2 separate regions of the Homo sapiens genome follow, and region 1 is linked to region 2. Evidence: chromatin loops called from intact Hi-C (ENCODE). Cell type or tissue: heart left ventricle. All regions are shown on one strand.

Region 1 (4,000 bases), 160 kb after region 2:
CAAATCCTGTCATTCATGGCAACATGGATGGAACTGGAGGACATGATGTTAAGTAAAATAAGCCAGGCACAGGAAGTTAAACACCACATGCTCTCACTCATATGTGGAAGCTTAAAAAAGTTGATCTCATAGAAGTAAAAAGTGGAACAGAGCACACTGGAGGCTGGGAAGGGTAGGGGAAGGAGGGGCTAGGAAGAGATTTGTTAAAGGATTAAAAACTACATCTGGGCTGGGCTCAGTGGCTCACGCCTGTAATCCCAGCACTTTGGGAGGCCAAGGTGGGCAGATCACTCGAGGTCAGGAGTTTGAGACCAGCCTGGCCAATATGGTAAAACCTCCTCTCTACTTAAAATACAAAAATTAGCCAGCATGGTGGCATGCACCTGTAGTCCCAGCTACATGGGAGGCTGAGACAGGAGAATTGCTTGAACCTGGGCGGCAGAGATTGCTGTGAGCTGAGATTATGCCACTGCACACCAGCTTGGGCGGCGACAGAGTGAGACTCAGTCTCAAAAAAAAAAAAAAAAAAAAAAGCTACATCTGGATAGGAGGAATAAATTATAAATTCTAATGGCCTCTAGCACTGTAAGATGACCATCGTTAACAATAATATAATATATAGTTTCAAGTAGTTAGAAGGAAGATATTGAATGTTCCCAAGACAAAGAAATGATAAATGTTTGAGATGATGGGTATGCTAATTACCCTGATTTGATCACCATACATGTATTAAAACATCACTATGTATCCCCAAAATATTTAAAATTATTATACATCAATTAAAAGATAAATAAAATACAAAATTTTTAAAGAATATTTTAAATATGTTCTAACATTTCCAGTTGTTTCCAGCAGGCAGGTTTGTCTGAATTACCCAGCTCCTTTTCCCAGACTGGGGTCCAGATGATGTCACCTTGTATTTCCTGTTACTTTTCTCTGGACACATCTGGACACATGATTTAGTCCCTATCTCATGATGAACATTTTTGGATGCGGCCCTTTAAGGGCAGTTTTTCTGTTGCATCTTTTCTTCCAAAGTAACTCTTACTTAGCAGTCCAACAAGTAAGGCAGAAAGAAAAAATGAGCTCTCCCGGGTGAAGCAGGGGTGAGGGTCCAGAACTCTCTTTGCTCAGCCTACCTCTCCTACCCCTATCAGCCTTGAGCTCCTCCTGGAAACATTCCTGGGACTCGAAAATCATTACCCTAAGAACTTAGTAATTAGTTGATTAGTTGATTAGTAAATCAACATGAATTCACTATTGCCCATACCCTGAGGAAATCCGAAGGGCAGTGTTGAATGCGTCCATCCTGCTCTGCTCAGGGAAAAGAGTTGCTGAGTCTGAGGCAGGGGCTCTTCTTGCTTGGGGAAGAGGCCCTTGGTGCTGTGGGGCATACAGGAGTTCTCATGACTATGGCAACCACAGGGCGCCATGAACAGCTGTACAGGTTGCACACTACTCAAAGACTCCTTTGAGTCAGGGGGCAAGCAGGTTCTGAAATCTAGTGCATGCCCTGCACTAGATTAGGTTAGGTCTCTTTTTTTTTTTTTATCGCATGAATATTCCATAGAGGCAACAGTGGCCCTATGACCAGGATGAAATGTCATCATCACTCCACCCGCCTTTTTGAGCTCAGTCCCTATGCTTACTGCGCCTCTTTGTGACCCTGCAGACTCCACGGCAATTCTGACTTCAGGAAGGGGGGCTCTGGATTGGGGACCTAAGTATTCTAATCTGGAAGGAAACCTCTGCATGGAGCACAAGGGAACTCGTATCTGGCTTCTGTATTTTCATCCCTTATGCTGGGGGTTGGGGGTATGACTCATTCCCTCTGGACCAAGCGGGATTCCAGGAACTGATGATCTGGCCATGGGCCCTGAAACCACCAGGAGGCTCTTGGGAAATGCACCCAGCCTTCTTCAATCAAGCTGGTGTCTGCGTGGCCCTCCCGAGCTGGCTGGAATCCAGCCTTAACTTTCCCTCCACCCATCTCCCACTGCTCCAGTGACAATGCTCACAATGAAAGCCAGCCAACAGGGGACAAGGTTGCCAGCGGGGCTGAACAGCCCCCTCGGCCCCCTGGCCCGGCCCGTGGGGAGCTGGCAGCCGCGGTGACGGGAAAACACACATTGTTTGGGGGCGTTGCGGATACAGTACAGATTATTTTTAGCAAATTGTTCTGACTTAGTGAAAAACCTGAAAGATAGTGTTGATAATCATTCTTATTTTAGTGCCGCAGATGGCACTGCTATAATTACACCCTTGTTTCTGGGTGACTCTGCTGTTCCCATAAGAAGACACCTTGCCTGATGCAGAAATACATCATTGAAGGTTGTCTTCATTTTTTAATTTCGGGCTCAATCTTTTCCTTTTTACCCTTAAGTATTAACCACATTTGTTGAGAAAGAGTAAATTATTCACATGTCTCTCATGCTAATATTAGCCTGAAGATAACTGAAAGGTTTGGGGCCTCTTTGTTCTCTGATCCGAGTGTCAGGCGGGAATGACCCGCGGCTCTAGGCCTCCTCCTCAGAGGTGCTTCCCGGGCCCTGAGCCAAGTCAGGCTCTGTGCAATCTCATTTCATCCTGCACTTGCTTTCAAATCGGTGTTTTCCATTTGTAATTATGTACTTATCTGTGAAATACTTGGACCAACGCCTGTCCCGCTCCTGGGCCATAAGCTCCACAGAGAAGGGGCTGGAGTTTTTTTTGTTCATGACATGTCCCCAGTGCCTAGAACAGAGACATCTGTGAAACGTAAGAAGGAATGGGAAAGCCACCACTGCAGGTGGGCGTCTAAGGAACCTGCAGCCTCTAGCTCTCTTCCCGGTCCTCCCATCCTTGGGCTCATCACCACTGAAAGCCTTTGGCCGATACTTGGCCTATCTCTGTAACTTCAGTTTTCCCATCTGACGAACAGAATTAATAAAATATGCCCAACTTACAGCAAAGAGATAGCACGAGACTAATAAGGAACATGTAAGTGTGATAAGACTGAAAAGGGGAAACAGATAGGAGCCAACTATTCTATTCTTAAAATTAGAATTGAAGGCCATGTGCGGTGGCTCACACATATAATCTCATCCCACTTAGAGAGGCCGAAGTGGGCCGATTGCTTGATCTTGGGAGTTCGAGACCGGCCTGGGCAACATGGTGAAACCCCATCTTTACCAAAAATACAAAAATTAGCCATAAGTGATGGCACGTGCCTGTAGTCCCAGCTATTTAGGAGGCTAAGGTGGGAGGATCACTTGAGCCCAGGAGGTCAAGGGTGCAATGAGCTGTGATGGCACCACCGCACTCCAGCCCGGGTGACAGAGTGAGACCCTGTCTCAAAAATAAAATAAATAGATAACAATTTTAAAAAGTAATATATAGATATAGATATAGATAGATATAGATTGATTGGAGTGAGGGATACAGACAGAAGAACTGGAATTCCACTGAGAGCCTAAGTCCCTTGGGAGCAGGTGTTTCTTCAAGACCTTATCACAGCCGCAGCCTGAAGCTCAGAGTCTCTCACACAGTAGGTGCCCAGTTGATGAGCTGCGCTCAGTCAGCCTTCAAGATGACCCCCAGCATGACCCCCAGTGATCTCGCTTCCCAGCCTTCACAGCCTCACGTGGAATCCTCCCACACTGCATCTAGGACCCAGAGAATACAGCAGAAGTGATGACATGCCGCTTTCAAGGCTGGGTTCTGAAAGGCACCATGGCTTCTCTCTTGGTTATGTTCTCTGTCTGTGTTTCTCTGTCTCTCTGTTTCTATCTCTGTATGATCACTTGCTCCAGGAAAAGCCACCTCCTGAGCAGCCATTTGGAGATGCCCATGTGGAGAGGAACAGAGGCCTCCAGCCCACAGTCACATAAGTATGCATAAAAGCAGTTCCTCCACCCCAGTCCAGTCTTCAGAGACCACTGCCCCAGTCAACAGCTCAACTATAATCTCACACGTGTCCTCGACACTCAGAATAATGAGCTAAGCCGCTCCCAAATCTCTG
Region 2 (4,000 bases):
CTCAGCTCCTCTCAGAGGGTGATTGCAACTTTGCCCAGTGGAGTCTGCTCTGCTTCTCCATCTGGTGCTGACATCCTCTAGGGCAGCCAGCACCGTCCTCTTCACTGAGGCAGGATAAGGGGCTCGCACTCTGCCAGGGACACACAGGATGCTTGGGGCTGTGTGACACTGAGCTTCCCTGGGCACAGGCTCCAGGGAAAACCCAGTAGATGACACAGCCCCGCCCAGTGGGGCAGATCAAAGGGAGCTGTGTAGGCGAGCACTAGGCGACTGTAGGGCTTGCCCACGGCTTCTTGGCCTGGCTGCAGGCTCTTCCCACCCACAGAGTCCTATAGCTGCCCTGGGGGAGAGGGAGGAGGGCACCGTGCATGGTTGACTCTTCCTGCTTCTCAGCTCCAACAGCCTTGGCCTCCTGCTTGATCTTTCCAAGGCCTGGGGGCCTGCTCCAAAGTCAGACACTCCTGATGTGGTACTGTGCCTGGGGACAAAGGTGGCTGGGAGGGCTCGGAGCCCTGAGCTTGAGCCCTGGGATGGAAGGGGTCGCTGCTTCTCCACTGGGGTCCAGGAGCCAGTGGGCTCTTGCTCTGGGAGTACCCTGGGGGCCAGGCAGCAGCACCGAGCATGCCCCTGAAATAGGCGCTGGCCAGAGCCTGGGTGTAGGCTGCGGGGTTGGCCCCAGGGCCAAGTTGGCTCCCTCATTGCCCACCACGCTCTGCTCCCAGCCACTACACACGAAATGCCAGCAGCTGTTTTGGTTTGGCAGCTTCTGCTGCCACCCCCATACGCCTTCTAAACTCGTCAGTGCTGCCGTGTCTGGTCTGTTGTGTCCTGGTGCAGCCCTGTCCCCTAACACCTGGGCTGTTTCCTTGCTGTGATGGCCATGGTTGTGCCTCTGAGGCCTGGGCTCCTTTCAACTAGGGTTGGAGAATCTCTGAAAACACCACCAATTAAGGCCCCGCCCGAGCAGGAGCATCCTGTGCTTTGTGGTGGGAACCTGTCCAGGCAAAGGCCTTATCCGAGAGATCAGGTAAATTACTGGGTAACTATCGGAGCCTGAGCAGAGACGCAGGCCTAGCAGGCTCCTTATTAGGCTAATTACTGGCCCCGGACTGCGTAAAACCCAAGATAAACTCAGGGTCGACCCGGAGAGCAGCTGGGAGGTGGTGTTTTCCTGGAGAGGCACTTGCCAGAGGCCCTCAGGCTGAGGCACAGGAGAGAAAGACTGAAGAATTCCCCAGGGAGAGTGGATCACCACCCCCCCCGCCGCCACCCCCAAAGACCAGAGAAGTCTGCAGACCCCACATCCAGCTCCTAACTCTGACCCCCTCCACGTCCTCATCTGTGTAGTTCATCCCTCTGACATTTATGATGTGCCAGGAGCTGCTGGCCACTGGGTATGGTTGAAAATAACATAATAATAATAATGTTACAAAATCAGCCTCACACTGTACAAAGAGTAGCTCATTTAGTCCTCAACAAATCCATCTTCATTTTATAGATGGGGAAACTGAGGCTCAGGGATGTTAAAGGACTTGCTAGCAGCTGCTAGAGCTGGAAGCAAGAGGCAGCCCTGACCCCAAAGGGGAAACAGGCCCAGGAACTTCCCAGCGCCCCTCCCTTGAGGACAGACAACGTTGGCAGGCCACGGCCCCTCCCACTCCGAGGCGTCTGGACCTCTTGGCCTGCAGCCTTTGCAAGTGCGCGTCACTGAGGAGGAGAGGGCGCCACCGCCCCAGGCCTGAGAATGGTCGGCAATGGGCGGGGTCGGCGGCTCTCTGGGCTCGTAATTATTCTCCCGGTAATTATGCTGGCGCTGGGCGTGGCCTGAGCGGAGCGCCGGGAAGCCTGCCCACCCTGCCACGTGCACCCCTGCCCTGCCCTGCCCTGCCCGCCCCACCCCACCCCACCCCGCCCCACCCTGAACCTGGACACCCTCTTGGCCTCAGGGCCTCAGGCTTGTTCCCAACCCCCCTTTGCCCATTTCCGCCTGGGAAATGACCCCTGGCAAATGTTCCTGTGGCAAAGTCAAACGAAAAACCTGGACTGGAGGACGGAAAGTGTCCTCTGGGCTCAGGGTAGGGACAGGCACCAGCCCCTGAGCCACTGTTGAAACCACCACTGCAAAATTATAACCCAGACAGTGAACGAGATCTGACTTAACTAACTCCATCTTGCTTCTAACCTCCAAGCTGTCCTTGTTCATTCCTAGGTGTAAGCTGAACTAACTTTGGGAGAAAACTTGGTTTATAGTTTATAGTTTAAAACAAAGACTGTAACATCCCTTTCCCAAAGCAGACCTCCTTCCTGCCTAGGGACTAGACTGCCTTTGTAGCTAGGACTAATAAATTAGCCAAAAAATTAGAAATTATGGTTTAGGAGTCACGCAGCTGGAGGCTACAAGATTCTGACTTTCCCAAGTTGCTTCTGGGGATAACATCACTATTGTAAAGCCTAAGATCCCTAAAATCAGTGCTTGAGATATTTTGCAGACCCTGTACTCCATGGATCAGCTGGCACCACCCAGGTCAATAAACTGGCTCATCTGATCTTGTGGCCCCAAACCAGGAACTGACTCAATGCAAGAAGACAGCTTCGACTCCCTAAGATTTCATCACTGACCAATCAGCACTCCCAACTCACTGGCTGCCCCCCAACCACCAAATTATCCTTAAAAACCCTAGGCCGGGCGCGGTGGCTCAAGCCTGTAATCCCAGCACTTTGGGAGGCCGAGGCAGGCAGATCACAAGGTCAAGAGATCAAGACCATCCTGGCCAACATGGTGAAACCCTGTCTCTACTAAAAATGCAAAAATTAGGCCGGGCACGGTGGCTCATGCCTGTAATCCCAGCACTTTGGGAGGCCGAAGTGGGCAGATCACCTGAAGTCGGGAGTTTGAGAGCAACCTGACCAACACAGAGAAACCCCGTCTACTAAAAATACAAAATTAGCCGGGCGTGGTAGCGCATGCCTGTAATCCCAGCTACTCAAGAGGCTGAGGCAGGAGAATCTCTTGAACCCAGGAGACGGAGGTTGCATTGAGCCAAGATCGCGCCATTGCACTCCAGCATGGGAAACAAGAGCGAAACTCCGTCTCAAAAAAAAGAAAGAAAGAAAGAAAAACAAAAAAACCAACCCTCCCAGGGCACGTGTATCACAGGCCCTGAGGGGACAACAGCCAGAAAAGCTGGTGAATGTCCAGTAGGCAGAGGATGGAGGATCAGGGACTCTGAGGCAGACTTCTTGGGCCGGAATCTCAGCTCCACCACCAAGCAGCAGCATGACTTGGGAAACTCAATTCCACATACTTTGGGGGTTTCCCTCCCCCATTTTTATTTTATCAAATTAATTTTGATGTGATATTATTAAGTGAAATTAAATGTCAAAACTGTAGATGAAATGTTGCCATCGGGGAAATGCAAATCAAAACCACAATAAGGTACCACTTCACATCCGTGACGATGGCTATGAACAAAAAGGAGGACAGTAACAAGTGTTGGGGCATGTGGAGAAGCTGGACCTCTCATGGATTGCCAGTGGGAATGTAAAATAGTGCAGATGGAAACAGTCTGGCAGTTCCTCAAAACTAAACATAATGTTGCTACATGACCCAGTAATCCCACTCCTAGGTGTATACCCGAGAGAAATGAAAACTTATGTCCAAAAATAAATAAATAAATAAATAAGGAAAAAAGAAAACTTATGTCTACACAGAAGCTTGTACACACATGTTCATAGCAGCAGCATTCATAGCAGCTAAGGAGTAGAAATAACCCAAACATCCATCAGTGGATGAATGGACTTTAAAAAAATAGTATATCCATACGACAGAGTATTATCAAGCCATAATAGTGAGTAGGGGCCGGGCACAGTGGCTCACGCCTGTAATCTCAGCACTTTGGGAGGCAGAAGTGGGCAAATCACTTGAGGTCAGGAGTTCGAGACCAGACTGGCCAACGTGGTGAAACGCCATCTCTACTAAAAATACAAAAATTAGCCGGGC

Evidence for each region. Hi-C counts contacts between places; a loop is a spot of excess contacts. Peaks named below come from ENCODE experiments on the same cell type or tissue, not always from the same donor. Only the 100,000 strongest peaks of a DNase experiment are listed, where the experiment ranks them.
Region 1: it touches region 2 in a loop (1.8-fold over the local background); 5 of 110 quality-filtered maps call a loop at or near these places.

What each region holds. Positions count from the first base shown.
Region 1 is chr15:31,234,564-31,238,563 of GRCh38, reverse strand. No RefSeq gene overlaps it. Among named protein-coding and RNA genes, the nearest start is that of LINC03034, 5.7 kb to the right of the region's middle. RefSeq lists an enhancer at 1,764-2,058 and a silencer at 1,764-2,058. In heart left ventricle, a CTCF peak has its summit at 1,895; DNase peaks (open chromatin) are centred at 2,033 and 2,533; H3K4me3 peaks cover 647 bases; H3K27ac peaks cover 2,450 bases.
Region 2 is chr15:31,395,137-31,399,136 of GRCh38, reverse strand. The region is part of intron 1 of LOC105370939 (a long non-coding RNA gene); the gene reads right to left. It also overlaps a transcript of KLF13 not described here. Among named protein-coding and RNA genes, the nearest start is that of KLF13, 70 kb to the right of the region's middle. In heart left ventricle, a CTCF peak has its summit at 1,715; DNase peaks (open chromatin) are centred at 801 and 1,716; H3K4me3 peaks cover 521 bases; H3K27ac peaks cover 2,292 bases.